Linked DNA regions of Homo sapiens: region 2 is linked to region 1. Evidence: chromatin loops called from intact Hi-C (ENCODE). Cell type or tissue: CD14-positive monocyte. All regions are shown on one strand. Links, peaks and the distances in the headings refer to the core of each region. The heading gives the core; the rest is flanking DNA.

What was found. Peaks named below come from ENCODE experiments on the same cell type or tissue, not always from the same donor. Only the 100,000 strongest peaks of a DNase experiment are listed, where the experiment ranks them.
Region 2: a loop joins it to region 1, with 1.8 times the contacts of the local background. A loop is called at or near these places in 3 of 110 quality-filtered maps.

The regions. Positions count from the first base shown.
Region 1 is chr4:26,144,303-26,159,678 of GRCh38, reverse strand. LOC105374541 (a long non-coding RNA gene) reads left to right here. Exons shown (of 6, transcript XR_925507.4): 3 at 996-1,067; 4 at 5,392-5,431; 5 at 6,915-7,058; 6 at 7,341-7,585. It also overlaps a transcript of RBPJ not described here. Among named protein-coding and RNA genes, the nearest start is that of LINC02357, 81 kb to the right of the region's middle. In CD14-positive monocyte, for the core only: no CTCF peak of the experiment used is centred there; a DNase peak (open chromatin) is centred at 8,538; H3K4me3 peaks cover 1,080 bases; H3K27ac peaks cover 1,509 bases.
Region 2 is chr4:26,193,921-26,209,296 of GRCh38, reverse strand. LOC124900690 (a long non-coding RNA gene) reads left to right here. Exons shown (of 4, transcript XR_007058094.1): 3 at 8,640-8,751; 4 at 9,190-11,168. LOC105374545 (a long non-coding RNA gene) reads left to right here and starts at 11,296. Exons shown (of 3, transcript XR_925510.3): 1 at 11,296-11,632; 2 at 12,373-12,573. It also overlaps a transcript of RBPJ not described here. RefSeq lists enhancers at 4,197-4,698, 4,682-4,771, 11,552-12,081. In CD14-positive monocyte, for the core only: no CTCF peak of the experiment used is centred there; a DNase peak (open chromatin) is centred at 7,956.

The sequences.
Region 1 (15,376 bases), core at 5,432-10,431:
ACTATATCTTCCTCTTGGAAATTCATGGAGGTACTATAAACACGCTGAAGGTTCTAAGGTGTCCTGCACAAGGTAAACAGTTCAAATCTTATTGAATGAAGAAATTCTTCTTTTTATGTAAAACTTATTGATATACACACTTTGGGAAATTTTCTCACAGAGATAGTCCTAACACATAGTTGTTCTTTGGGAAGTACTGGGATAGAGACATCTTGGTAGCTGGAGAAGGCTGTGGAGTTATCATTTCTAATCATTGTTAATAAGGGGCATGGCATCATCTATCCCCACCCCAACTCAGCTTCTCCTCCATTCTTCTTGGAAAAGCATCCAGGTGGTGGAAAAACTGGAACTTGTGCAACAAGTCTGGACTCAAATCAAGACTCTTGTGACCTTAGACCTCCTCCTTCACCTTTCCAGGCCTCCATTTCCTCAGATGTAAAATGAGAACACTGATATCTACTTCACAGAGTTGCTTGGATCTTATACATGAAAGTGTCTAGCATATGAGTATCTCCTACCTTCTTCCTGTTTCTTTTTGCCTTCTCCATGTACTTCCCATCAGGGTCTCACAGTCCTTCTAACAAAGTTCATCCTGAGGTCTCTAAACCCTTTCTTCCCAAGTAAAAGTAAAATGATAGATCATTTTAAGGAATGACTATTCCTCATAGTATCTGCATTCTGAAAGGGACTAAATTGAGAGAGAGAGAGAGAGAGAGAGAGAGAGAGAGAGAGAAAGAGAGAGAGGGAGAAAGTCTTCTTAAAAGTCACAAGGAAAATTATTAGCTCCCTTTTGGGCTGCAGGATATTCAGGAAGAGAAGTGGCTTTTAGTTCCTCATCTTTCAAGGATCTGAATGGCTTTAGGCAAGTAGTGAAGAATCAGAACTGCTTGTGGGTTTTCCTGGTAAAGCCAAGGATGACACATGGTTTTACAATTCAAGTTAATTAGAAATAATTCAAAGTCTACACCATTGACAGAATTCTCTTTCATTGCCAGGTCTGCAAATCAAGAGAGAAAGTAGGCAGAAAATTGAGCCAGAAGGACTCATATATTGGAGACTCCATGAGGGTAAATTTGGCGCCTTCTCTTCACTTTTTCTTCCTCTGCAAAAGCCAGCATGGTGCTCTGTGCACAAGGAAGGTTTTAAGCATACTTACTGACTCCCTTTTCCTCATCTGGAGGGTAAAGCTCTTCATAGGGGGCTTTTATTAATCAATAATTTTGTAGTACAAGTAACAGAAACCAACTCTAGCTATCTTGAGGGTAAATGCAATTTATCCGAAGGATACCAGGGAAAAACATCAAATCTGAGGAACTGTAGAATAACCAGGCCTTGAGAAGACTAGAATCAAGACAAACTTGGAGACCTCAGCAACTGAAGTCCATGGGCCATCCACCTAGAACACTGTCCTGATGTGACAGGGAATGTGACTGGTCCATCCTTAGACAGTCTCCACCCTTGATCAAGTGACTATGGCCAAGGTAGCAGGGCTGCTGGGAGCCTACACCAGTGACATAGGAGATAGTGCCTATAGGATGAGTATTTATTATGAACCAAGCAGCCACCCACAGAATCACCCATTGTAGATTTTGTGCATAAAAAATCACTTCAAAACTGGTTTTAAACAACAACCATTTTACTTGCTCATGATTCTCTGGGTCAGCAATTTGGGCTGGGTTCAGCTAGATAGTTCATCTGTTGGTTTCACTTGCAGTCATTCCTAGGTTGTAGCTATCTGGTAGCTCAATTGAGGCTAGATCATCCAAGATTATTTTGCTAACATGTCTGGAAGTTGGCATTTGTTACCAGCTGGAAAAAACCTGTTGTTACCATGTGACTTCTCATTGTCTAGTAGGCTAACCTAAGCTTACATTGTGGTCTCAGGGAAGCAAGAGAGGGCAGACCCCAGTGTGCCTATGCTTATATCACATTTGCCATTGTCCTATTGGTAAAAGTGAGTCATACAACCAAGCCTAAAGTCAAGATGTTGAGAAATAAACCATCCTAATGGGAGAAGAGTTGAAATCACATTACAATAAGGAATGTAGAAAGGGACTGAAAAAGTTTATGGAAAGTTTTGCAATCCAAACAACCTTATACTGGCTTCCATCTATATATATTCCCTAAAGCATAATTAATTTTTAAAAATCTTTTGATTTTTCTTTGAAAGTAAATAAGCTGCTTAATCAAATTTATCTATAGGAAGATTTAGTTTTCCTTTTTATCTTTTTCATTTTTAGTTTTTAGAGACAGAGTCTTGCTTTGTCACCCAGGTTGGAGTGCAGTGGTGTGATCATAGCTCACTGTAACCTCAAACTCCTGGGCTTGAGTGATCCTTCTGCTTCAGCATCCCAATTAGCTGGGACTGCAGATGTGTGTCAACATGCCTGGCTAATGTAAAAAATTCTTTGGAGAGGTGGGGTCTCATTATGAGTTGCCCAGGCTGGTCTTGAACTTCTGGGTTCAAGCAATCCTCCCGTCTTGGCTTCCCAAAGCACTGAGATTACAGTTATGAGCCACCTCACCCTGCTGGATTTAGTTTTTAGTTTTGGGGGTTTTTTTGTTTGTTTGTTTGTTTTTGTTTGTTTGTTTGTTTGTTTTTGACACAGGGTCTCATTTTGTCACTCAGGATGGAGTCACAGTGGTGTGAACCTGGCACACCACAGCCTCAGTCTCCCTGGGCTCAGGTGATCCTTTCACCTCAGCCTCCTGAGTAGCTGAAACCAGAGGCACCTGCCACCACACCTGGCTAATTTATGTATTTTTTTTTTTGTAGAGACAAGGTTTCACCATGTTGCCCAGGCTGGCCTCCAATTCCTGGGCTCAAGCAATCTGCCAGCCTCTGCTGCCCAAAGTGCTGGAATTATAGGCATGAGCCACTGTGCCTGGCCCTGGATTTAGTTTTAATTAGAAATTATAACCTATGCTGGGCATGGTGGCTCATGTCTGTAATCCCAGCACTTTGGGAGGCCGACGTGGATGGATCACCGGAGGTCAGGAGTTCAAGACCAGCCTGGCCAACATAGTGAAACCCCATGTCTACTAAAAATACAAAAATTGGCTGGACATGGGCTCTACTAAAAATACAAAAATTAGCTGGACATGAGTGGTGGGCACCTGTGATCCCAGCTACTCAGAAGGCTGAGGCATGAGAATGTCTTGAACACAGGAGACAGAGGTTGCAGTGAGCTGAGATCGCACCACTGTACTCCAGCCTGGGTTACAGAGTGAGACTCTGTCTCAAAAAAAAAAAAAAAAAAAAAAGAAAGAAAAGAAATTCCAACCTATATAGTTATAGTTTTTGGAGTAAATCCAAAGTATAATAGTAAAAACAAACAAACAAACAAGCCTGGATAAATCCTTAGCCTGCTGCTTGAGACTCAGTCTGACAGGTTTTGAAATGTAATTCTTGCTCAGCTGGTATTCATAAATATCAGATTGTCAACTTGACTTTACACTGCATTAACAATAACAGTAATCATTTATTGAATACTTACTGTGCACTAGGTATTTTTATACAATACCTCTAATTTTTGCAATACTCTGTCAAATATGAGTTATTATTCCCATTTGATGGTTGAGGCACTGCAACCCACAGGTTAAGCTTCCTGCCTCCATTAACAAGTTGTTTATGTCAGACACAGTATTTGAATCTGGCTCTGTCTGACTCTATGGGCACTGTCACTGCCCCTTTCTGCCTCTCAGTGATGTATGTTTCTTTCCAGGAGACCTGGATTACACAGATAAAATGGGAAAGGAACACCTACCATGCTTTCTTCTCAACATGGTCAATTTCGTGATTGGAGAGAAAATTTCAAACTGCCAATAGTGAAATGAAACTTCTCTCCTCTGTACCTTCACTGAACCTGCAGGTTTTCTCTCTCTGACCTTCAACCTTCCACTATGGAAGGAGTTGTATGTTTGACAAACTTTCCTTACTTTAACCCTCTTAAGAGAAAAGGTCACCTGCAATCCCAGCACTTTGGGAGGCTGAGGTGGGCAGATCACTTGAGGTCAGGAGCTTGAGACCAGCCTGGCCAACATGGCAAAACCACACCTCTACTAAAAATACAAAAATTAGCCAGGCGTGGTGGTGCATGCCTGTAGTCCCAGCTACTCGGGAGGCTGAGGCAGGAGAATCGCTTGAACCCAGGAGGTGGAGGTTGCAGCGAGCTGAGATCGTGCCACTGCACTCCAGCCTGGGCAACAGAGCAAGACTCTGTCTGAAAAAAAAAAAAAAAAAAGAGAGAGAGAGAAAACTAAAAAGAGAAAAAGGTGAGCAGCTCAGTGACCCAGAGGGCATGTGCCTGAGGCTGAATCTTAGGTCCCCTGGCTCCCCACCTCAGCCATGAAGGGCTTAAGGGCTGAGAGGCTAAGAAGAAGATGGAAATGGCGCTCAGCTGGTCACTTAGAAAATGTTTTTATATCTGTAAGAGTTAGCTGGAAATGGTCAAAATATGTACTTTTTCTTTCATGATTTCATGTAATAAGTAATGGTTGGGATTAATGCATACAAGTACAGGTATTCACCCCTCCTTTCCAAAAGAGAGTGATCCATATGTTTGCTAGGAGTTGAGTATTTGAAGTTGTTTACATTTTCCTCTTTTAATGATATTCCAAAAAGTAGTTTCCTAGACTGAGCCTGTGGCTTGTTTAACTCTTAATATTCTTTATGTCCAGCCCTGATATGGTTGGGAAGTGTGTCCCCTCCAAATCTCATGTGTTCTCAGTATTGGAGGTGAAGCCTGGTGGGGGGTATTACATCACGGGGTGGATCCCTCATTAATGGCTTCACACCATGCCCTGGGTGATAAGTTAAAGCAAGAGCTGGTTGTTTAAAAGGAGCCTGGCACCTCTTCCCCTTTTTTGCTCCCTCCCTTGCTATGGGACACACTGGCTCACCTTTGCCTTCCTCCATGATTATAAGCTTCCTTAGGCCTTGCCAGAAGTAGATGCTGATACTATGCTTTGTGTGCAACCTGCAGACCCTTGAGCCAAAAGAACAATTATAATTACCCAGTCTTGGATATTCCTTTATAATAACATAAATGGACTAACACAAAACCTGTTTTCAAGCCAACCAATCTTCATTTTAAAACCATGTTCCTGAGAACAGATGTGTGTTCAGGTCTGAATAAGATCAGATAGCACTTCCATCTGGGACCACAGCAGCATGGAAGGGATAGGGAGGTTAGGAGCAAAGGGCAAGAGCAGGCAGAAAAGCAGGTGAGTCCACACGGTGTTTCCCTGGTAAATTCCTACGGGAACGAATATTCATTGAGTACCTATTACATGCCAGACCCTGCACAGACACTTGTCAGAATGATGCCTTTTATACCCTGAATTACCCAGTGAGGTAACCATCATTATCTTATTTATCCTGTTTTACAGATGGAGAAAATGCAGCAACTTGCCCGAAGTCCCAAATCTGGTAAGTGGCAGAGCCAGAGCTTGAACTCAGGTCTCTATCATTCCAAACTTTTTGTTCTTTCTGTTCCCCGTGTTATGATTGCCTCCACCCACAGAGTGGAGGGGAGCTCTTTGTATCTTTGTTTGTCCTCTAAAGGAGAGATGGCAGAAACTCTGGTCAGCAGCTGAGCGGGAGTTCTTAATTGGGGAAGGAGTTAACAATGAATGGGGGAATATCAAGCAAGTTCCAAATACAGATTTGGAGTCCCTAATCCAAAAATCTGAAATCTCAAATGTTCCAAAATCTGAAACTTTTTTTTTTGAGAGGGAGTCTCACTCTGTCACCGGGGCTGGAGTGCAGTGGCACGATCTCAGCTCACTGCAACCTCCGCCTCCTGGGTTCAAGCGATTCTCCTGCCTCAGTCTCACACGATGCACAGGTGGAAAATTCCACACCTGACCTCATGTTATGAGTTGCAGTCAAAACACAGGTGCACAATGGTGAAGATGATGTTAACACTGCAGAAAAACGGCCTAAGTTATAATATGGTAAAAATGTATGATGGGTTTGTTGAAGGACTAGAGCTGTGTGTGCCTTCATAACAGAACAAGAAATCATGTCAGCTTATAAAATCAAAGAGAGACCCCCTAAGACAAAAACCACTGTTACTAAGGCCAGTGACACTGGAGGAAACATTTGAAAAAAGCTATCCACTAGCATGCCTCTTCATCCTTGGAGGACCCACATCCTGGTCCCTCAACTGCTTCCAGTGTTTCTCCTCACCTAAAAAATAGAATACAGTGTACAGTAATCTTTTAATCAAAACACAGCATCACAGGTGGAGACTGAACGCCTGCTGTTATCTCTTGCTGTTGTTTCACAGCTGATGCAGGTATTCTGGGCATGCTACTGTGCTGCTTGGTTACCCTGAACACTCTATTTTTTCACTGCATTAACGGTTTGTCATGTTTTTTACCTTAAAATTCACACTTATGTGTGAATAAATGTAAGAAAACAGTTGCTTCTCAGTAGCATCTACATTCAGAGTCAGGAATGATGGTGATGCCAAATAACCACAGATTGTCCACATGGGTGGCTGAGCTAGGGTCACCTTTGCTTTCTGATGGTTCGATGCACACAAACTTTGTTTCATGCACAAAATTATTTAAGATACTGTGTAAAATTACCTTCAGGCTATGTGTATAAGGTGTATATAAAACATAAAATAATTTCCTGTTTAGACTTGGGTGCCATCCGCATGGTATCTCATTATATATATGCAAATATTCCAAAATCCCAGACACTTTGGATCCCAAGCATTTTGGATAAAGGACACTTAACCTGCACTTCTACCTCTTTTGCCCACTCCCAGAGTGTTCATTAGATGATTGGTCATAAACTGGGGCAGTTCATACTATTTTCTTAACTTTGTAAGTTGCATACATAACATCTGACAGTCTCACAGTGGTTGGCAAATTCATTCCACTCTTTTCAACTTCTCAAGCTCTCTGTCTTCAAGAACTGAACAAGGATTCAATATGGATTAGTGATTAAGAGCTTGGGCTATGGATTCAGAACAACCTGGGTTCAAGTCCTGGATCTGCTCCTTACAAGCTGTGTGAGTTGAAACATCAATTTAAAAATTGAGGTAAGAATTCTTTATACAAGTTATGAGCTCATTGTGAGAATTAATGAAGATAATATGTAGAAAGTACTTAGCATGGTTTATGCACATAGTAAGCACTTATTAAATGCTGCAGATGAACTATCCTGGCTTTACTATGTACCAGTTATGGGATCTCATGCAAGTTTTCCCATCACAAGGGGCTAGGCCATGCTGCTGTAACAACAATCTGAAAGCATCAGTGGCTTACAACAAAGAGGGTCCATTGCGGATTGACTGAAGCTTGGCTTCTCCCATTCTCTCTAGTGTTCAGGGCGTACCTGGAACATTGCCAGTCTACGTGGTGGATGAAAAAGACAGATGGCAAACCACGTGCTGGAAGACATGTGTCAACTCTGTCTACACGTCACTAGCCAACACAAGTCCCATAGCCACTCCTGAATTCAACAGTGCAGGAGTGGATAGTATTCCTCCAGAGTGGGGTATTGAAAGGAAGAAAATTGTAATGTTTTATCATAGTGTATAATTTGCCAGCTATTTATTCTGAGCCCTACCACTCTGTAAACTTTCTGGCACAACGTAGGCACTTTTGAATGAGAATCTTATTATACTGTCAACTGTTCTAGGGGCCCCTTCTGCTCCCAGTTTGCCATAAAGAGGCGTCAGACCCCAAAAGCCCAATTGTGCCTTATTTAGTTCAACATCTGGAGAGGCTCAGCTGTCCCACATATTTGTTCCTAAATCACTGAGTTGCTCACTGAATTGGCTGCCGACCCACCTTTTCCAGACAGGAGAAGAGGAAAAACTTATTTGCGAAGAAAAAGAGAAGGCTCCTCTTGGCCAGGCCAAGGCCTCCTTTGGAGATGGGCCATAACAAACAGAGATTTGTAATGACTAGGATACCCTAAACCGATAGTAAAATGGAAATCCACAGGATCAACCCAGCAGAGGGACTGGGTAGTCGGAAGGCTGTCATCGGCCGGTGGTGTGACCTCAGACAAACTCCTTTGCAGCTCTGTGCCTCAATTTCTTCCTCTGTAAAAGGGAGGTGGTGGTGGTGGGGACAGTGACTCTCTCAAAGAGCAGAGATGAGAGTAAAATATCATATCCATGACCAAGTCACAAACTATAAACACTATTCCACAACAGTTTAACAAAATGGTTAAATCTAACAAAAATAGGACAGGATATGCAATATATCTGACTTTAACAATAATTTGGTAGTAAATATGGAAGGAGTTGAGGGCCCAAAACACAGAACATATTCCCATTTCTTGGAGATCTTCAGCAGATCACAAAAAAGAGAAAGTTAGATTACTTGGGTGTTCAATTTGCTGGCAACCATTTTATGCTATAATTCAGCATTAGTCATGGCTGACTAATTTTTTTCTCTAGAAAATTAGATGGAGCATGTAAACACAAAGGCACAGCACAGCCTCCTGGAAAAAACCCCAAATGCACTGAGTCTTCGGGCAAGACTGAGGGATCAAAGGCCAGGTGGGCTGCCTGCTCTGCTGCTTCGGTGCCATTTGGTATCATTTCCGTATTTCACTCAGTTGGTGTTGCTCAATTTCCACTCCCTCCATCATCAAAAAGTATTTTTAGAGCCTTTCATTACAGGAAATCTTTGGCGTTGTTCTCAGGGCTGCTCATATAGGGGAACATGTTTTCCATTGTCAGTATATCCGTAAATAAAGACTAGCAAATGCATCTTTACATCTTGGAGGGCACATTTACTCTTGTCTGATGCTGCATGGCATACTGAACCATGGGAGAGGACCAGAGCAAAGATGTGATGAGCTTTCTCACTAGTGTAAACATGGCTCAGGGGTTGACCAAATAGGTGGCTTCCTACAAACATTTCCCTCACCCCATGAGACCGGGGTATGTGCTCCTGCTTTGTGTTCTGTGTCCATCACTGTCCTTGGCCCATTGTGTACCCTATGGACTTAATCATGTAAGTGTTTGCCCTGTACTAGCCACTGTTTTAAGTTCTTTCAGTGTGTTAACTCATGAGACTGTTACAACAATCCCTTTTTTTCGGATGGGAAAACTGAGTCACAGAGAGGTTGAGTAGCTTCCGTAAGGCTGCACAGCTAGGGCTACTCTAAGAATTAAGTGAGTTAATGTCTGCAAAGTGCTTTATGCAGCGCCCAACACACTGTAAGTGCTCTACAAGTGTTTGTTAAGTAGATATGCAGAGTGTAGGCAAAGCCATACTACTAAGGGGCTAAACATGGTTGCACCCAGTGGGGGTGAAAAGGCCTGGTTTCCAGCCTACCACTGTGACTCTGCCCTGAAGTGAGATCTTGGCCATGTTGTTTGGCCCCTCTAGGACCTGTGGTTCTCATCTGTAGGATGCATCTGATGATTAGGTAGGCTTTCTCAGGTCAAAGCATTACTGGTTGTGCAACACGTGATAGGGAATGCAAGCATAGGGAATATCACTAGATAATTTACCATGGACATCCAATTTTTGGAACAGCCTTGGGGATGGGGGCCTGTTTGTGAAATGGAAGAGTTTTTCCTACTGAATTCAGAAATTTATCTGATAAAAAGGAGCTCATTTCAGAGACATGTGTTTCTCTAGAACCTTGTAACCAGAGGCAGTGATAACATCAGAGGTATGGTTCAAGAATGTTACAGTGTGCAGGAGTTTTTAAATGCTAACTGCAATCTCACTGGAGAGGCTAAGAAACGTAAATTCTGCCTCTTGGAGTCTTGGGGCATAGCTGACACTGGAGAAGTTTGGTAAAGCTGGCAAACCTGGAGGAAAAGTCGGGAAGAAAGTTGATGGAGGAGAATTGGCCACCAGTGTGGCAAAGACATATGTCTTAGTCTGGTTTGTGTTGCTATAAGAGAACACCAAAAACTGAGTAATCTACAAAGAAAAGAAATTTACTTCTCATGGTTCTGGAGTCTGGAAAGTCCAATAACAAGGTGCTGGCACCTGGAGAGGGCCTTCTTGCTGTGTCATCCCATAGTGAAAGGTGGAAGGGCATAGATCATGAGAAAGAGAGAGAGAGAGAGCTGAGCTCACTTTTGTAACAAACCTACTCCCAAGATAATGACATTAATCTATTCATGTGACCTAATCACCTCTTAAGGATCCCACTTCCTAGTACCACCACATTGGGGATCAAGTTTGCAACACATGAATTTTGGGGAATACATCCGAACAATAGCAGCTTGGATTCCCCACTCACGGATACCTTGAAAGTAACACTGCTTAGTACTATTATCGATGATAGTAACCTTTGCCAAGTCCATCCAGCCCTTCTACCATTATCTCACTTGACCAGAGGCAGGACAGTAATAAATTGCCCTCCACTTGACAAATCACTGAAGAGAGGCTCAGAGAGGTTCAGTGACTTGCTAAACTTTTCACAACATTGAAGTTGGGGAGTTATTTAAACTTGAGATTCTAACTCCCTAATTCAGGTTTCTTCTCAGCCCTCAACAATGTCATGTATGTGACCTTTTCCATTTCCCTTATGACTCTGGAAAAACTGCTTCTCACTTCCTTCTTAAACTGGGCTCTGCTAATATCAGCCCTTCTTGAAGCACTTCATGGCAGGGCCAGTGAGGGAAATGTGGCCCCACTCTTCATGTTTCCATGTTGTGGGGAGACTTCACCACACTCCCAGTAGAGAAATATATGGAAGAAACACTTCTGCTACTTACCACTCTCTTTTTCTTTCTTCCTAGAAAGATAAGTAAATTTCTCAGGGGAAAGGTCTTCCCACAGTGGTCCTGATGGTCTTTTATTGCTCAGTTTCAGAGCATCCTGTTCTCTGGAGGCAGGCATCTTGGCTTCTCTGTAGAAACAGACCTGTGGTTTGGGACTCCAAATCATTTTCTGGAAGATGGTTTATCCCTAGGTCTTCAATCAGAGAAAGGTGTTCAGATGCCCAACAGGGTCTTTGACAGAATCTTCTCCAGTCTCCAGACAAACTGCCAGGAATAGCACTGCTTTTTTGCTATTTCTGGCAGGTCCCTCTGTCTATCTTTCATTTGGATTAGAGTAGACCATGTCCTTTTCCTTTAAACACTTTTTTCTTCTTGCTTCTTCTGATGCCCAATTCTATAAGAGTTGTCTGCCATGTTCACTTGACCTCTCCATCTCAGTCTCCTTGGCAGAATCCTCCTCTCACACTTGCCTTTTACTTTGAAGTCTGTCTTGAATCCCATTTTCTTTTCTGTGTATACATCCTCTCTGTGACCCCACTAGTCCTTTGTTTGAAGTACCTTCTACATGCTTTTCCTACCTAGTTCTTCAACGCTGACCTCTCCGAAACACACCAGACTCATAGCCACCTGCCTGCCTGACATTTCCTCCTGTGAGCCTAATGAACTTTGAATGCTCACTGGAAAAAATCCCAAATTTTAATTTCCTTAAGTAGTTCATCTCACAGTCTCTCCCTCTTGGTAAAAGGCACTACTATCTAGCCAGTTGCTTAAGTGAAAATCTAGGTGTTCTCTTGGATTCCACTCTCTCTCCCTTAAGTTCCACAATCCATCAAGAAGTCCTATAGACTACTTCCAAATCTTCTTCTTCTTTCCATGTCCTCTACCAGTGGTTCGTAAATGTTAGTATACACTAGAATCATCTGAGTGGGCCTGTTAAAACCAACTTGCTGAGCCTCAACTTCAGAGTTTCAGTAAGTTCAAGGTGGGGCCTGAAATGTGCATTTCTAACAAAGTTTGCAGATGTTGATGCGCTGGTCAGGAGCCATACTTTGAGAATCACTGTCCTATACAACATTACCAGCCCTATCAGGCCTTCCATGATCCCTCACCTAAACAAATTACTGCAACAGCCTCCTAATTGGGATCTGTATGTTTACTCTTATTTGATTTCATGGATTTTTATTGTGTTTTCTGACCTCCCAGTACTTTTTAAAAAGTTTTTCTTGGAGAATGGCTTGAACCCAGGAGGCGGAGCTTGCAGTAAGCCGAGATCACGCCACTGCACTCCAGCCTGCGACAGAGCGAGACACTGTCTCAGAAAAAACAGAAAAAAAAAGTTTTTCTTATATTTGGGAAAATTCCTCCTTTGGGAGTTTCACTCTCTGAAATTTGAACCTAGAAAACTCAAATTCCCAGCTTCCTTTGCAACTAGAATGTAAGCTGGTGACCGAGGCTCTGCCACTTGGTATACCTGGGAGAAGTTGATTCGGCAATGGTGAGCAACTTGAAGAAGGAAGATCACTGCAAACTCCTTGTTTTGCGGGGGCAAAAGCAGAGGTAACAGACTTTGAAAGTGACCGAAGTAGAGTTCCACACACAGAAGTGTCAGCAACAGGGCATCAGTAGCAGGGGTATCCTCCTTGTGGTTTTAGGAATTGTCTCTGGACCCTTGACCCAGAGTCCTGTTTTTCAGGGCCTTCAGATCTGTGAGCTTTCCAATGTCCTTTTAAGATAACTGTCTTTCTGCTAAACAAGCCAGAGTCAGCTTTACTGTTTGCAACTAAGAACTCTGAGTGGTACATTTTTTGGAATGCATTTTCTACAATGGAACTCACACACGTGTCTGATTCAATCACGCTTGAGGGCACACAACCTCCTCACCTCGGCTCAGAAAGCCCTCCAGGACCATGCCTTCCCTTCTGCGGCCACCTCATTGGGCAACTCCCTCCTCCTTTCCTACTTTGACGGAGCCGTTGTTCCTTTCCTTAAACATGCCAAGCTCGTGCCACACTCAGGGCCTTTGCACATGCTGTTGCTTCTGCCTGGAGGGTGCTCCCATTGGATCTTCAGGTGCCTGATTGCTCGATTTGTTTTATTTTGTTTTGCTTTTCATTCAGAGCTCAGATTGCTCAATTTAAATGAGCAATCTCTGTAGAGATCTCTTTCCTGACTGACTACACAATCCAACATGGTCAACATATCACAGTAGTTTGCTTTTCTGCAGAGCAGGAATCACTGTTGGATATTTTTCTTATGTGTTAATGTTTATTATGGGCCCCTCATACTCCTCAAAGAAGATAAACCCCATGAGAGCAGGAGTTGTGTTTACAAATATTTTCTCCCAGTCTTGTGCTTGTCTTTCCATATTCTTAATGGTGTCTTGTGAAGCACAAAAATGTTTGAGGAGGTCCTACTGATCAATGTATTCTTTTACAGGTCACACTTGGGGTGTCATAACTATGAAATCTTTGTTTAACTCAAGGTCTTGAAGATTTTCTCCTGTACTGACTTCTAAATGTTTTCTTGTTTTAGTTGTTACATGTAAGTCTATGATCCGATTTGAGTTAAATTTTGTATATAGTGTGAGTCAAGGGTCTAAGTTCATCTTTTTGCATGGGATAGCTGATTGTCCCAGAACCATTTGTTAAAAAGCCTCTCTTTTCCCCAGTAAATTATGTTGGCACTTTTGTTGAAAATCAGTTGACCAAGGCTGGGTGCACTGGCTCATGCCTGTAATCTCAGCACTTTGGGAGGCCGAAGTGGAAGGATTGCTTGAAGGCAGGAGTTCGAGACCATCCTGGGCAACATGGTAAAACCCTACCTCTACAAAAAATGTTTTTAAATTTAAAAAGTAGCCGGGCATGGTTGCATGTGCCTACAGTTCTAGTTACTGAGGAGGCTGAGGTGGGAGGATTACTTGAGCCCAGAAGGTCAAGGCTGTAGTGACCTATGATCATACGATTGCACTCATCCTGGGTGGCAGAGTGAGATCCTGTCTCTAAAAAACAAACAAACAAACAAAAAATTGACCAAAATAAAAGAACTTATTTCTAGACTCTCAAGTCTGTTCCATTGATCTATGTGTCTATTTGATGATTTTCTTTGGTATCATTTGTCTCTTTAATCCTTCTGAAATTTATTTTGACTCATAGTAGAAGTTTAGAGCCCAACTAGAGGTTTTTCTCCTCAAAAGAGCTAATGAAGATCCCAGCATCATTTATTAAATAATCGTCCTTTTCTCCATTGATTTGCCCCATTTATCAATGGTTAAAAGACATTTACCAAAACCTCCTCCGTATTATTCTGACTGGTCCCAGTTCTTCCCACCCAGCATTTTAGAAGTCCCCAGTCCTGTGTTGTTTAACCAAATGACAAAAATTGTCCCTGCCTCTAAAGAGCTTACGTGGGCAATTACAGAAGAGGACATTGATATGTTAGGACAATAAACATAGGACAGATATTTGCACTGGACTCGAAGATTAGTGCATTTGTAGAACAGTAACTGACATGAAGGGATTCTCAGGGGAGTTTCATGTTTACTTTGGGTGGGGCTGTGGACACTTAATCTAAAAGTCACCCAGCCTCTGCTCAGATCACTCCCACCTGTTTGTCTGACACCATCTTAATCTGATGGTGGTTGTGGGGTTTTTAAACACTAAATGGCTATGAAATTCTGCAGAAGACTCCACCCACTCCAACAGAGTTTAAAAGTTCAACATTTTTCTCAATAAAGACACCGAAGGCATAGTTGTAAAATTTCCAGAAGACCTAAGTCTGGGACGAGCAGCTTGTATGACAGGTGATCCAATTAAAGTTCAATTGGTCTTGACAGGCTGGAAAAACTGTTGAAACCAGGAAGATGAAATGAAACTCAGAAAAATGTAAACTACTACATTTTCATTTTGTCTCAAAAAAAAAAAAAAAAAGAAGAAGAAGAAGGCAGGTTGAGGGAGACTTACTAAAAAGAATCTGAAATTTTCAGTTGCCTGAAAACCCAGTATGGTTGATTTGACTTGGACCTGTTCTGTCTGCAAGGCACAGTGACATAAATTCGAGTGAAGACACATATAAAAGAGTGAAGAAATCACAGGGAGGGAAGGGAGACTGGAATCAATTTCACTGGCTCCGGAATCAAAGTCAGGCTTCCCCAGTCTGTCACCCAGGCTATACAATGGAACTGCATTGCATGTGGGACTAGATCAAAGGCAACAACAAAAGAAAACATATTACAAATCTTGAGGTCCAAATTTCCCAAGTCATCAGCTACTGGGGTGTGGGTGGCTAAGCCTAGGAATGAACTTACTCTCTTTTTGCATTTCAGCCATACCTATCCTCTTTCTGGAATTTAGAAGGTTGGAGGATAGAAAGAAATGAAAGAATTTTTAGGCTGGGTGCAGTGACTCACATCTGTAATCCTAGCAGTTTGGGAGGCTGAGGTGGGTGGATCCCCTGAGGTCAGGGGTTTGAGACCAGCCTGGCCAACAAGGCGAAAACCCATCTCTACTAAAAATACAAAAATTAGCTGGGCATGGTGGTGCATGCCTGTAATCCCAGCTACTCGGGGGGCTGAGGCAGGAGAATTGCTTGAACTCAGGAGCAGAGGTTGCAGTGAGCCAAAACTGCACTACTGCACTCCAGCCCAGGCGACAGAG
Region 2 (15,376 bases), core at 5,378-10,377, 50 kb before region 1:
CCAAAAGTCACCACATCAGCAAAGATCATATTTTGGAAGAAACTGCCGTGTTTTAGAGCCACCCATACCAACTTAATAGAATCAACATTTTAACTTTCAGGCATTTTGCAAGCCAGTTGACATCATGCCGGTAGCTTGAAATAGGCCATGTTGAGAGTATTTTTACTATGGTAAATGCTTTTATATATATATATATATTTTTTTTCTTCTGTAATGCTGGTTATTAAACATTTTCTAGCATACTGTCTTTATATCTGAATATTTACAGTTCTAGCTGCAACAAAACAAAGAAAAAATGAATAAGGAACAAGCACAAATACTTCTGCAGAAGCTACTGAGAATTCAACTGAAAGACTATAATTTAAGCAGTTAACAAATATTGAATATCTACTATCTTATCCCTGCCACCCTAGGTTAGGGCTAAATGGCCAATGAAGTCATATGACAGAGCTCCCAGTCACTGAGTGTCTTGTAATTTGTTTGGGGAGACAGGCTGGGCACACATGGACAATGTATGTAAGAGTACAGAGCAATGTCTATTTACATGGAATATTGTCTTGTGAAGGCTCAGTACAACAAGAGTTCAGAAAAAAAATCACAGGGTGGTCAAAATTAAGCAAGAAAATTGTGCAAATCGTGGTCTGTTAATTCAAAGGAGCAATGGATAAACTGGGTTCATCATAATAGGATATATGGCTTGTGGCAAAGGGATCTTCAGACAATTTAAAAATCCTTTCAGTTTGTCTCCCTCTTACTTAATGTCATTATCACTCTTGAAATATATTATTAGCACAGAAAGACTATTGTTCTTTGTGATAGATGGTGACATCTCTGACTGTGTGGCTATTCATGTGTTCCTGGCCAGCCTATTAATGGATCAGCCTTCTCTTCTGCACTAGAGAGAGTGCAATGCCCTTGGGCCCAGATCTGTAGCTACCATTTCAGGAGGCTGCTTAGGTTTGCATGATCTGCGTTTGAATCCAAACTTCTGCACTTTTTATCAGTGGGAACTTAGGTAAATGACTCAACCACTCTGTGCCTCAAATATCTCATCTGCAAGATGGGAAGATAGTTGTATCTATCTCATTGGGATGTTTTAAGGACTGAAATGGATTACTTCATATAGAGCATTTAGAGTAGCACCAAGCACGTAGTAAACACTATTGTAGCAAACACTGTTGCTATTATTCTGTTGCGCTTGAAGCCCAGTCCTGCCAGATCTTGTGCAAGTCACTCTTGGTCTTGAAACCCTAGTTTCCTCATCTGCAGGACTGAAAGGCTAATTGCTGCCCATCTGGCAGGGCAATTGTGAGGACCATAGGAAACAGTGTCTGTGGAAAGCTCTTGGCAAACTGGAAAGTTCTATACAGGTGTGAGCTGTCAGTGCTGCCACAACAAGTCTCTGCTCAAAATGAGCTTCTCGGTTCCTGGCCTCCTGACGGCTCATGCATTTGGTGTGTTGTTGTGGTTTCCAGAATCCCATTGCTGTGTCCAAGTGCAGAGTCATGACTTGCCTGACTTTTCTGTGATGACATATAAATATACTCAAAGCATCTCCTCTAAAAATGCAATCGTTGTTTGTAATTTACCCCCTCTCCCCAGCAGAGCATCAGCTCCCCAAGGGCAGGCATTGCTTCTCTGTTGTATTCAGGGATGTACCCCAAGTGCCTAAACGAGAGCTTGGCATAGGATAGGAGCTCAACACACGTCTGTGTCCAGAACAAATGCTCATCTTTATCCTTAGCTCACATGTTCTCCAAACTAGAAAAGTGAACTAAGACATCTCCACAGGAATGAATCAGTATAACATAGGCATCCAAAATGAACAATCGATCCATCCATCAGCTAACACCACCGTGTGTGTGTGCAATCCACTTGGCTAGGTGCTTTGCGGGGAAGACTGACGTGGAGAAGAAGGTGTGACCTCTGTTAACCCTATTTTTTTTTTAGAAACACACACACACACAAAAGACACTGTCCAACTTGACATCTCATAAATCTCATTATTATCCCACCCTGGTTCTCCATCCTAAACCCGGCTTGCTCATTGCTGACAACAGCTCCCAGAAGTGGATATAGAAAAACCATGAGGAACTGGTTTACAAAGCACCATCTGCTCACCATTTATTTGCTAAGGTTTTCCATTTCAGAATCAGACGTGAACCACAAAACCCTGTGCCTTACTCCAGGGGCTTAGTAAAACTCTGTCATTTCCATACTAAAAGGAGAGGTGGGAATGGAGAGCACTGCTTGAATCTAAACCTGGAAAAGGGGGAATTGATTTATGGAATTCTGCAGGTGGGCAGCCCTGGAGCAGAAAAGCAGACCTTAGTTACCTGTGCAACTGGAGTTCATGATTTTTCAGAACAGGTATAGAATTTGAGGGGACCTTTACTTAGGCATTTAGTACAATCCTCCTTTAAAAAACTACCAGAATTCAGAAAAAAAAAGACCAAAAAAGTGTTTTCTTGGCTGTATTTCTTGTAGTGACTGCGAAAACCCGTGAAGGAGGAAAACTGGCCAGGATTTTTTTTTTTTTTTTTTTGAGGGTATGAAAGCCTTTCGTTTTTATAGTTTTGAAAATCCTTGGAGTTTAACTTTGAACTTTAACCAAAAAAAATTATATCTTATAAACAATGGCATTTGTTGACTGGATGAAGGACTAGATCAATATTGGTCTTGGCAACCCATTTTGGCTGCTGTTGCCTGCAGAAATATGCTGGTTGTGGTGTTAAAAAATTATGTCAGTTCCTCACCATGTGTCTCTTTTTCTTGGAGTTATGCCTGAGAATTACTTTCCAAAGATACTTCCAGAAGTTAACCTAGAGCCTGGCCTCCACAGCAAAGGAAGTTACACATAAACTCTCGGAAAGCAGAGCACCACAGTGAGCTCCTGGGAGGGGGAGGAATAAATCTGGATCTATGGAGGAAGAAGATGATTTGAAGCAACTGCTAATTTCACAAGGATAGTCACAGTCCCTCTTCTTGCTAAAGTTATCACCAAGACTTGTCACACCAAGGGCGAAAAAACACTAAACAAAAATAAATCAATCTTGGCAAATGAAAACCATTGCTTTGAAAGAAAATAATCATTGTAGCCATGATGGAACTGTGTACATTAGAATGTTCGAAATCTTTTCATTTTGGGGAGAAGTGGGAGGCAGTAGTGGCAGTTGGGATTTTCTAGAAGAGAGGTAGTAAAGCTTTTAGTGTTTTCACGTAGACTACCATATTATCCACTTATTTTAGGTATAAGACTATATGCCACATGTTCATCTATGTGTAATTTATAAAAAAAATACGCATATATCATATTTACTCAACTCAACAGACTGAATGGATTACTTATTCTTTGTAACTTGAGTTTCATTTAGAAGTTTTTTTTTTCTTAAAAAATTTTTTTAGGCTGGGTGTGGCGGCTCATGTCTGTAATCCCAGCATTTTGGGAGGATGAAGTGAGCAGATCACTTGAGGTCAGGAGTTTGAAACCAGCCTGGCCAACATGGTGAAACCCTGTCTCTACTAAAAATACAAAAATTAGCCAGGAGTGGTAGTGCATGCCTATAATCCCAGCTACTCAGGAGGCTGAGGCAGGAGAATTGCTTTAACCTGGGAGGTGGAGGTTACAGTGAGCTGAGACTGTACCGCTGCACTCCAGCCTGGGCAATAGAGTAAGACTCTATCTCCAAAAACAAAACAAAAAAAATTTTTTTTAGATGGTGTCTCTCTATGTTGCCCAGGCTGGTCTGGAATCCCCACCTGCCAAGTAGCTAGGATTACAGGCTCATGCCATGCCGCCCAGCTCCCATTTGAAAGTTTGACAACTGCAGCAATGTAGGACTGTGCGGTGGGGCAAGGAGAGGGCAATAAGAAAAGCTAAAAAGGAATCCCACATAGTCAACCCAGGAGCCTGACTCCAGAATTGCAGCTGCTAATCCAGCCTCATGGGCCCTCCATGGTCTGTGTTGGGTTCTTCTACACTGTGCAGAGGGTGAGGCAATGTCCTATACTCCACACTGGCAGCTGGCAGTGAAAGATGGCACAGGGCCGGAGCTGCTCCCACATCTCTTCTCCTTGCTAAAGATAAGTGCACACCTGCCACTGCTTGAGAAAGACAGCCAAGAGCTGTCACTGCATGCCTGTTCTGAGAACCTGTTGGCTGGCCCTCTTCCTGTGCTCCTGGTGGCCAGCGGGAGCCCTGGGCCCTTAACTGAGCCCCTCCCCCATCCTGCAGTCGTAACTCTGCTCCCAGAGGCAGCTCCTTCCAGCCACGTGGCCCCTGGCGCCGAGGCCAGGACCTTGGCACATCCCTTTGGAAAGGTGGCCAACTCCACACTTGCCAGATTCTCACAGTTTTCTGACCGGTGTCTCCAGTGAAATGAGTGCAGGGGGTGAGACTATATTTAGCCCAACTCAGAAAGAATGCTCCAGGGCACACACTAACAGTAATAAAACAAGGCTACTGTTAACCTTTATTGAGCACTTACTGTCTACCATGCTTTATGCTAAGCACTTTGTATGCTGTATTTTACTGAACCCTCATAACCATTTTACGAGAGCAGTGCTATGTTCATGCTAAGAAAACTGAGGCCAGACATCTCATAGCTGGTGGTGTTGGGATTCCCCTCGTGTGTCCCACTGCTGAGCTGTGTCACTTCCAACTTGGACACAACAGTGAGCTTCACCCAGGTCATCTCATCTCAATGTGCTACCCCTCTGCATGGCCACATCTACCAGGCTACCCACGAGTAGTCCCATCCCCAGCGGATGGCTAGAAGGGCCACCCACGCTCATAAGCACATTGTGTAACTGCACAGATGCTTGGGCTGCATAGACCCGTCCCCAAGGACCAGTAAGGCGCCTTCCTCTGCAAATCATTTCCTGAACTCTGACAGCCTTTACTGAGCAGACTCAGTATGTCCTGTCTTCAAAGGCGACACCTCTTTCATTGGTGTGGGGACAACTTCCTCTGCTAGATTCAGCATTTTTTGAGTGCAAAAACTATGTACTCTATTTCTTTCACATTAAAGAAAAAAAATCACTGACTTCAGCCAGGCATGGTGGCTCACACCTGTAATCCCAGTGTTTTGGGAGGCCAAGGCGGAAGGATCACTTGAGCCCAGGAGTTTAAGACCAGCTTAGGCAACATGGTGAGACCCCCCCATCCCTACAAAAAATACAAAAATTAGTCAGGCATGGTGGCACGCACCTGTGGTCCCAGCTACTCGGGAGGCTGAGGCGGGAGGATAGCTTGAGCCTGGGAGGTTGAAGCTGCAGTGAGCTGTGATCACACCACTACACTCCAGCCCCGTGGGAGAGTGAGACCCTGGTCACTTGATCATCTGGCTTCATTTTAAGGCCCAGTGAGTTTAAACAACATAGCTGAGACCATGCAGCAGGACAGAGGTAGCATCAGGACCAGAACCTCAGGTTCCTAACTGTCAGGCACAATAAATTCTGGTCCGGTTGATCTGATGGATGTACTCAGGTAGAGTGAGGCAATGAAGCAATTACTTAAAGGCCAACCTCCGTGGCCCCATTGCTGCTGATCACCTCCTCACTTTGTTGAGATGAAAGCATGTTGGGGGTATGGTGGGTCTGCTGGCAGCTAATGCCTTTATGTGGTGGACCCCACAGGTAGCAGCAGTGGCCAATCATTCTTTCACTCAACAGAGCCTTTGGTCTGAGCCAGTTCCTGTTTAGGAGTGGAGGACAGAGCCATGAACACAATAGAGAGAAGTCCCTTCTCTCACCGAGCTTACTTGTTAGGGGAGGAAGACAGACAGCACAGAGATAAATAAATTTATGACAGATCATGCTAAAGGCCATGAAGAAGAATAAAGCTGGCAAAGGGACAGAGAGATAGGGGTATGGAGACCCTACTGTATGTGGGGTGGTCAGGGAAGGGCCTGGGGAGAAGGTTGCATTTGAATAAAGATGAGGAAGGTGAGGAAATGAGCCATGTGGGCATGTGGCAAAGACTGTTCCGGAAAGAGAGAGCCATGCCATGTAGATATTGTGCAGATCCTTGTGCAGTGCTTTAATTTTATTCTCACAGTAATGAAAAACTATTAGGTAATTTTGAGCATAGAAATTTGATTTTTGATTTAAAATGATCATTCTGGCTACTATGTAAAGACTAGACTAAGGGGATAAGACTGGACCTCAAACAGATAGACCCTTTTTAGCCAAAATATGCTGGTGACTTGGACTAGATAGGGTTGACCCAGCGGTGGAGGTGAGAAATTATTTTTCTTTTCTTTTCTTTCTTCTCTTTTCTTTTCTTTTTTCCTTCCTTCCTTCCTTCCTTCCTTCCTTCCTTCCTTATTTCCTTCCTTCCTTTCTTCCTTCCTTTCTCTCTTTCTCTCTTTTTCTTTTTTTTTTGACAGTCTGGTTCTGTTGCCCAGGCTGGAGTGCAGTGGTACGGTGGTGTGATCTCAGCTCACTGCAACCTCCACCTCCTGGGTTCAAGCGATTCTCCTGTCTCAGGCTCCCAAATAGCTGGGATTACAGGGGCGTGTCACCATGCCCAGCTAGTTTTTGTATGTTTTTGTAAAGATGGGATTTTGCCATGTTGTCCAGGCTGGTCTTGAACTACTGCCCTCAAGAGATCTGTCCCCTTTGGCCCCCCCAAAGTGCTGGGATTACAGGTATGAGCCACCGTGCCCAGCTGAGAAATTATATTTCTAAAAAGAGACAACCAGATTTGCTGTGGATTGAATGTGGGATTTTTAAAAAGAGAGAATTGATAGTCAAGAATGACTCTGAGGTTTTTAGCCTAAGCAAACAGTGCCAATGAAATCGTCATTTATTGAGATAGGAAAGAGTGAGGATGAAGCTGGGCTGGGGGGAAGGAAAGATCAGGTTTTAGATATGTTGAAATTTGAGTTGTCTATTGGACATGTAAGTGGAGGTGTCAAGTAGGCAGCCTATTGCCACTGTTTGCTTAGGCTAAAAACCCTGGAGTCATTCTTGACTAGCAATTCCCTCTTTTTAAAAATCCCACATTCAATCCACAGCAAATCTGGTTGTCTTTTTTTAGAAATACAATTTGGAACTGGAGATTCCTTTGGAAATGATCATTGTAGGTTGATGACATTTAGAGCTGTGGACCAGATGAGCTCCTCTAGAGAATGAGTGAAGGTAAAGAAGAGGGCTAAAAGTGGAGGCCTGGGATATGCCAACTTTAAAATGAGAGAAGACAAGGAGGAATCAGCAAAGTGCTGAGAAGAAGCAGCCAGAAAAAGGGAAGGACAAGCCAGAGAATGGGAAAGAAAGTTTTTTGGGGAAAAGGGAGAAATCAACCATGTTCGGTGCTGCTGATGGTTGGAGTAAGATGAAGACTGAAAAGTTAGCATTGAATTTTGTAACAGGTAGCTCGTGGGTATCATTGAAATGATGGATGGAGGGCCAGGGCCCTCCCTGCAAATTTCTGATCTGTGTATAAGTCTTGAGTTTCTTGTGTGACTCAGGGGGCAAGAATAAACCAAGAGAAACTTCTGGGATTTGGCAACTCTTGGCTCTTTTGAGTGGAGGGCATGAAGTAGGTGTAACTTGGTTTAGAACGTTAGAAAAATATAGCCTGTTTGCACTGCAGGGTATGACAGAACAGTCTACCTAACTCTCAGTGTAAATGCATTGAGATTTACATCAGTGTACCTTTTGCTTCCAGGGATTGTGAATTGCAGGTCATGTGTGTTGAGGGTGAAAATGAGAGGTAGAGGTAAAAGTGGGAGAACGGTGGGGGTTTTGCAATGAAGCTGTGGAGTGAAAAATGGAAAATGAGGATAAAGTCCACCTGGTCCTTGGAGTCACACTGATACCATCTTGAGGAGGGAAATTGTGGCACCTGTAAAGGGAGGTCCATGACATGTTTTTGACAAAGAGTCACTGTAATAGAGCTAAAGCTCTTTATGCTTGAGTACCACAGAGGGAGTTATGAAATACCGACTCAGCTATGTCACCCAGTTAAGTAAAAGTTACACCATCCTTTTTCCGTCTCCAACATCCTAATTATACCACAAGTTTGGGACCACAATTAAAACCAGGAGGACAGATCCCAGAGGCAAAAACCAGTCAACAAGCCTGAGTCACAAAATTAGAAAAGCATCAAACATTTGGAAAGAAACCCATTTGTGGAGGGGAGCTTTATAGTATGTGCATTATTGGTGACAAAGCGGAACAAATTTCCAAACCTTTTTTGGGAAATTACAGAGTAGAGAGACCCCAAAGATTATCTTAAGAGTAAGAGATGGTGAATGGATACTCATTCATTCATGCATTCATTCATTCAATTTGGTTTTGGAACAGCATCCATATGCCAGGCATGGGGGTATATCAGAGAACAAGGTGGATGTGATCCCTGCACTCACACTATCTACAATCTAGGTAGTGTCAGGTAAACAAGTAATTTACAGCTTGATGTGATAAATAACATGAAAGGGGTGAAATACAGGAACTAGATAGCCAGAGACAAGAAGCACCTAATCACAGTAAGGGGTCAAGGAGGCTCCTGAGATGAAACAATGTCTAATCTGAGACCTGAAGTTGAGGAGATTTGTGGGCACCTATTACACGGGAGGATAGTACAGTGGGCATTGGATCTGATTGCTTGGGTTTTTTTTTCTTTTTTTTTTCAGATAGAAAGTTTCGCTTTGGAGTGCAGTGATGCAGTCACGGCTGACTGCAGCCATAACCTCATGGGCTCAAGTGATCCTCCCACCTCAGCCTCCCAAGTAGCTGGGACCACAGGTATGCACCACCATTCCCAGCTAATTTCTTCTTATTTTTTGTAGACACAGGGTATCCCTATGTTACCTAGGCTGGTCACAAACTCCTGGGCTCAGGTGACCCTTCCACTTCAGGCTCCCAAAGTTCTGAGATAACAGGCATGGGCCACCGTATCTGGCCATGATTGCTTGGGTTTAAATCTGGGCTCTGCCACCAGTTGTGGACCTTGGTGAAGTTAGTCATCTTTCTATACCTCAATAACCTCCTGGATTAATAATACCACTATTTCAAGGAGTTGTTATGATAGAGTAAAATGCCAACAATATCTTCTAAAATTAAAGTTTTGTGTCATAACTGTGACTGTAAAAATAAGGACGAAGGACTTTGCTAACTTCACTCAAAGTCCTATTTTCTCTACAACGATTTAAGTTCCTCATTGGCAAACACACCTCCCACCAGGTCTGCAGACTCTGCCCTTGAGGTGGCGAAGAGAGGCCAGAGGTGAACGTGAGAATGAGAACTGGCAGAACTCAACGTGGAAACGTTGCTGGAGCGAAGATGGCACCGGCCTCCATCATCAACTGCAGGATTGAATCACATGGCACAGCTCCCCAAGAAGCATTTACAGAAGAAACGAGCCATAGCATCACCTCGACTGAACGGTTCTGGCCAGGATTTCTGTGCATGTGTTTTAAGAATTTTAAAAATTGAGAAATAATTCACATACCATAAAATTCACTCTTTAAAAGTGTACAATTCAGTGGTTTTTAGTGCATTTCCAAGTTTGTGCAACCAACATCACTGTCTGATTCCAGGACATTTTCAACACCCCCAAAAAGAAACCACTTGCCAGGTTTTTGAAAGGGGCAAATCTGTGCCAGAGTTGCTGTTGGAGAAATAGTCTCTGTGATAAAGAAACTTAAAATTTCCGCTTCAGATCTGAACGGTAAAGCTCATTTCCAGGGATTTTCTTCCTCTCCCCTCCCCAGCCACTCCAGGCTCAATCTAGACTTTTAGTTTCTACTGACCTCGAAGAATTGCCCCACAGAGGCGTTGTCCTGTGTTCCAACACTGTTTTGTGTTTCTGACATGTGTGTGTATTTTCTCGTCCTCCTGTTAGTGAATACTTGTTATCTCGCAGTTAACTTGTTCTCTTATCAACCTTTTCTTTCCTCACTGTCTCTAATCCCCGCAAGCTCCACCTCCCGGGTTCAAGTGCCTCAGCCTCCCAAGTAGCTGGGACTACAGGCGCACACCACCATGCCCAGCTAATTTTTTGTATTTTAGTAGAGATGGGGTTTCACCATGTTGGCCAGGATGGTCTCGATCTCCTGACCTCATGATCCGCTCCTCTCAGCCTCCCAAAGTGCTGAGATTATAGGCATGAGCCACCGTGTCCGGCCAAGGGCAGGAATTCTTAATCACTTCTCTCAGATGACTTCCCACAGCTGGCTTCCTGCATTTCTCCTTGCTAGGAATTTTATAGGAATGAGGAGTTTAATGGGTGCAGAGTTTTAGTTGGGGAAGAAGAAAAAGTCCCGGAGATTAATGGTGGTGATGGTTGCATCGCAATGTAAATGAATGTACTTCATGCCACAGAACGGTACACTTAAAAATGGTTAAAAGGGTAAATTTTATGTTGTGTATATTTTAGAGCAATAACAAAACAATAATTTTACAGGCTGTGGTTATGATCCTGCAAGCTGTGAGACTTAGCAAAAAGTGAGTTTCTTCTTCTGTGAAACAGGAAGAACCATTCATTCAACAAATACTTCTCAAGCATCCCTTATAAGAAGACAAGATGGTATTATGGTTAAAAACTCAAACTCTAGAGGCTGGTGGCCTGGATTTGAATCTTGATTCTGTGGCTCTCTCACTGTTGGGAAATGGGCAAGCCAAACTTTTCTCTGTGCCTTAGTTTTCTCATCTGGAAAATGGAGATAGTAGTTCCTCTGTCATTAGGATTGTTGTGAGAAATAATTGAGTTAATATATTCAAATAGAACAGGGTCTGGCACAAGATAAATGCTACCTGTTATCATTATTATTATTACTATTTGCTTGAGTTAATGTATAAAATATGTAAACAGTATGCAGCATAAAATAAGTGCTACCTATAATTATTATTGCTATTTTGTGCCAGGCACCATTCTAGAAGGTGGAGATACAGCAATGAACCCTTGACTTCCTGGAGCTTACCATTTAGAGGGGAAAATAGACAATAAATAAGGAAATGTATAGTATGGCAGGTAGTAGTTAATATCTGCCTCATAGTATTTTTTGTTTTTTTGTTTTTTTGTTTTTTTGTTTTTTGAGATGGAGTTTCGCTCTTGTTGCCCAAGCTGGAGTGCAATGGCGCGATCTCAGCTCACCGCAACCTCCGCCTCCCAGGTTCAAGCAATTCTCCGGCCTCAGCCTCCCGAGTAGCTGGGATTACAGGCATGTACCACCACGCCCGGCTAATTTTGTATTTTTAGTAGAGACGGGGTTCCTCCATGTTGAGGCTGGTCTCGAACTCCTGACCTCAGGTGATCCACCCCCCTCGGCCTCCCAAAGTGCTGGGATTACAGGTGTGAAGTGAGCCACTGCGCCCGGCCTGCCTCATAGTATTATAATGAAAATTACACAAAGTAATATATGGAAAGTGGCCGATATAGTCAGAACCTGTCTGAAAATGGGCACTTAATAAATAAATGTTAACTCTCCTTTTCTCTCTGCTCCCCCTTCACTCCCCTCCCTTCCCTTCCCCTCCTCTCCTCTCTCCTCTCCTTTACCTATTCTCTCTTTGGAGAGAAACCAGTCAGAAGACAAGCGGCCAGGGGTGCCCATACACATCAGCAGAGGAGGCTGGAGGAACAGTTCAGGCCAGGGCCTCCAAAAGCTGGCTGCAATTTCTGCGGCAGGTAGTTTCTCTCTTGCCGCTTTAGGGGAAATATGAATCATCCGTTGTTGTTTGGTTTCCATTTCCTGGGAGGCTGCAGGCCCAGGAAATCTGTGGTTTGAGCATCAGTGCCGAGATCAAACGAGATGGCTATTAGCAGCAGAGTGTGTTGCTGGGACCACTGACAAAGTTCTCTTGAGCCAAATGACTCACCTTGAGCTGGCTCCTTGGCCCACTTTCTCCTGATTGCATTCAGCTCAAGAAATGACTTGAATTTCCTGACCCAGTGTGACTCTTCCTTAGCTGTACTGGATGGTAGAGCACATCTGGACCGGGATGGGGCAGAGGTCCAGCCTGTGTTATTATCCCCATTTTACACATGATGGAAAGGTGGTCCTGGGTCCCCAATTCTTCCACTATACAACATGCTGTTTCCCCAAGTGCTGAGTAGATCTTATCATAACCAGTCCTAGGACAACCGAGCACTGGTCACCACAACCTTGCCACTGCTGACCTTGGTTGAAGTCCACTTACTTGATCCAGCTATACTCCATTATAATGAACATTATAATTAAACCTTCAGGACAACCTCTGGAGCTTTTGAAAGGAGAATTAACCAGTTATTACAAAAATAAAAGAGAGAGAGTGAGCGAGAGAAAGATTGATACAGATGGCAGATGATAAGAGAAATACATTCAAGTGTTTCTACATCATTCTTCTTTTGGGTCTCAATTCTCTTTTAAACTATTCCTATGATCCAAGGAAATCCGCTTGAACATTAATTTAAAAGTGAAGGAAGAAGAAGCCTCCATGACAGAGGAGCAATCCAAGCCTCTCCAGCATGGCAGATTTGGCCCAGGATAAAGAAGAATGGTGTCATGATCAGGACACAGTCAGGAAGGGCTGGGGGAGCTCCGGAACAAATGCAGCAAAATGCCGACATCTGTTTTATCTCAACAGTGGGTATGTGGCTGTCTGTTATGTGATTTTGTACTTTTATGTATTTTTGAAATATTTCATACTAAATCAAGAAGTGTGGAATTCGAAGTCAGAAAATCTGAGCTCAAATTTCACCTCCTTGGATAGGCTACTCAGTTTCTGACTGTGCAGATCTATCGAATGTAGATAACAGTAAGCAATTCATAGGTTTGTTATGATTCTCAGGCAAGATAAAACATTTGAAGCATTTTGTAAATTTAGAATCACCCCTAAAAGGAATCCCATACCCACGAGCAGTCACACCTGCTCCTCCTTTCCCCTCAGTCCCAGGCAGCCACTAATATACTTTCTTGTCTCTGCAAATTCACCTCTTCTGGACATTTCATATGAATAGAATCATACGATATCGAGCCTTTGACAACTTGCTTCTTCCATTTAGTATAAGGTTTTTCAAGGTTCATTCATGTTGCAGCAGGTATCAATACTTCATTCCTTTTTCTTACTGAATAATATTCTGCTCTGTGGATACAGAACATTTCATTCATCCATACACCAGCTGATGGACATTTGGGCTCCCTCTACTTTGGGGCTATTATGAATGATGCTGCTATGACCACTCACTTACAAGTTTTGTGTAGATGGATGTTTGCATTTATTTTGGGTATGTACCCAGAGGCTGCTAGATGTTTCAACATTTCAATAGAACCAGAGCTAACAGATTTCTCTCTCTCTCTTTTCTCTCTTCTCTCTCTCTCTGTTTCCTCTTTGTGTGTGTGTATATGTTTGTGTGTGTGCACTCAATTTGAAAATAACGACACTCTAAAAAGTCATGTGGGTCAAAATACAAAACACACGGCCAGGTGCGGTGGCTCACGCCTGTAATCCCAACACCTTGGGAGGCCGAGGCAGGCAGATCACAAGGTCAGGAGTTCAAGACCAGCCTGACCAACATGGTGAAACCTCGTCTCTACTAAAAATATAAAAAATTAGCTGGGTGTAGTGGTGGGCGCCTGTAATCCCAGCTACCCAGGAGGCTAAGGCAGGAGAATCACTTGAACCTGGGAGGCGGAGGTTGCAGTGAGCCAAGATCACACCACTGCACTCCAGCCTGGGCGACCGAGTGAGACTCCGTCTCAAAAAACAAAAACCAAAACAAAAAAAAACATACTCAGAGATCAGTTTTCGAAGTTCGATATAGACCTTAGTTATTTTGTCTGAGAAAGGGGAGAAGTAAAGCAGCTGACCACCATGGATCATTTTAGCTTTAAAACTTATCATTATTATTATTTGAGACAGTATCTTACTCTGTCACCCAGGCTGGAATGCAGTGGTGTGATCATAGCTTTATTCCTTTTTCTTACTGAATAATGTTCTGCTGTACAGAACATTTCATTTATCCATTCACCAGTTGATGGACAACTGGATAGATAAAAGACTGCAGCTTTGAACTTCTGAGCTCAAGTGATCCTCCTGCCTCAGCCTCCCAAGTAGGTAGGACTACAGGCATGCTGCCACCACGCCCAGGTAATTTTTAAACTTTTTGTAAAGACAAGGTCTCGCTATGTTGGCCAGGCTGGTCTTGAACTCTCGGCTTCAAGGGATCCTCCCACCTTGACCTCCCAGTGTTGGGATTACAGACATGAGCCACCATGCCTGGCTCTAGTTTTTATTAATCTCCCAGATAAACACGTATTCATTTATAAATAAACTCACTTTTATTTCCCAAGAGATTTGAGGTGGCTTACAGTATAAACCTGAAAAGACAGCTATGAATCAGTTCAGAAAGAGAGCTCATCACCATACAGGAACCTGGGCAGAGAGGGTTAGTAGGAGTCTCACATTTTATTCTTTGCTCCCTAGCAGGTGCACACATAGATATGGTTAGGAGGGTGTGCAAAACCAGGGCAGCAGAGACTTCAGGACCACTGGTCACAGCCACTCTCTGAGGGAGACATTTTATTTTGCATTTGTATCGTGTGCTCTGAGATGAAAGTTGAGCTTCTTCCTCTGGGAAGCTCATGGTCTAGTGGAGACACACGGGTCCACACAATTAGAACCCAGGGTACAAAATGCAAAGGTAACTGTGCTAGCTCAGAGGAGAGGTGAAGTGTGGTGGTGATAGGTGGGGGCCTACAGGCCCAGAAATCTGTTCTGGGGGGATGGCTGAGCTTTCTGAAGTCATGTGACCTGGTGGTTCCATCACTGATAGGCTGTGTGGCACGGAACAAGTTATTTCATCTTCATGAACCTAGTTTCCTCATCTGACAATGGGCACAAGATTATTAAAGTGCTTAGCACAGTGCCTGGCATGCTGCAAGTGCTCAATAGATATTATCTATGGTTATTATATCAGTGCTCCTTAGTGTTTCTCTTCTGGATTAAATGTGTGTGTGTGCTCATGTGCATGTTTATATCTGGCTGAGACTAGAGCCTTTGGGAGTGTTTCTTACCCGGGGCTCAAATGTACCAGATTCTCAGAGCAAGTTTCATAGTGTCAACTATCCAATGGGAAAGGTCAAGACCCAAGAGCCAGAGAAAGGGGCTGACAGGCCAGTATCCAGCCAAGAAATTAGACATAGATGACATAGGAAACCATGGTTCAGAAGTAAACGGGATGAATGTTCTGGATAAACACCTGTGTGTCTATCAAATGCTATTACCCGTGTCTTTGCAGGTGACACTGGGATAATTGGGTGTAATAATCAGCTAAGGAAGGAATGGATAGAATTAGCCTGAAGGAAGAGAGAGGGAATGTTGCCCTACGTAAAGGAAGCAAGATGTGTGAGGGAGAGAGGCTTGGGAGAACCTGCCATGTTTTGAAGCAATG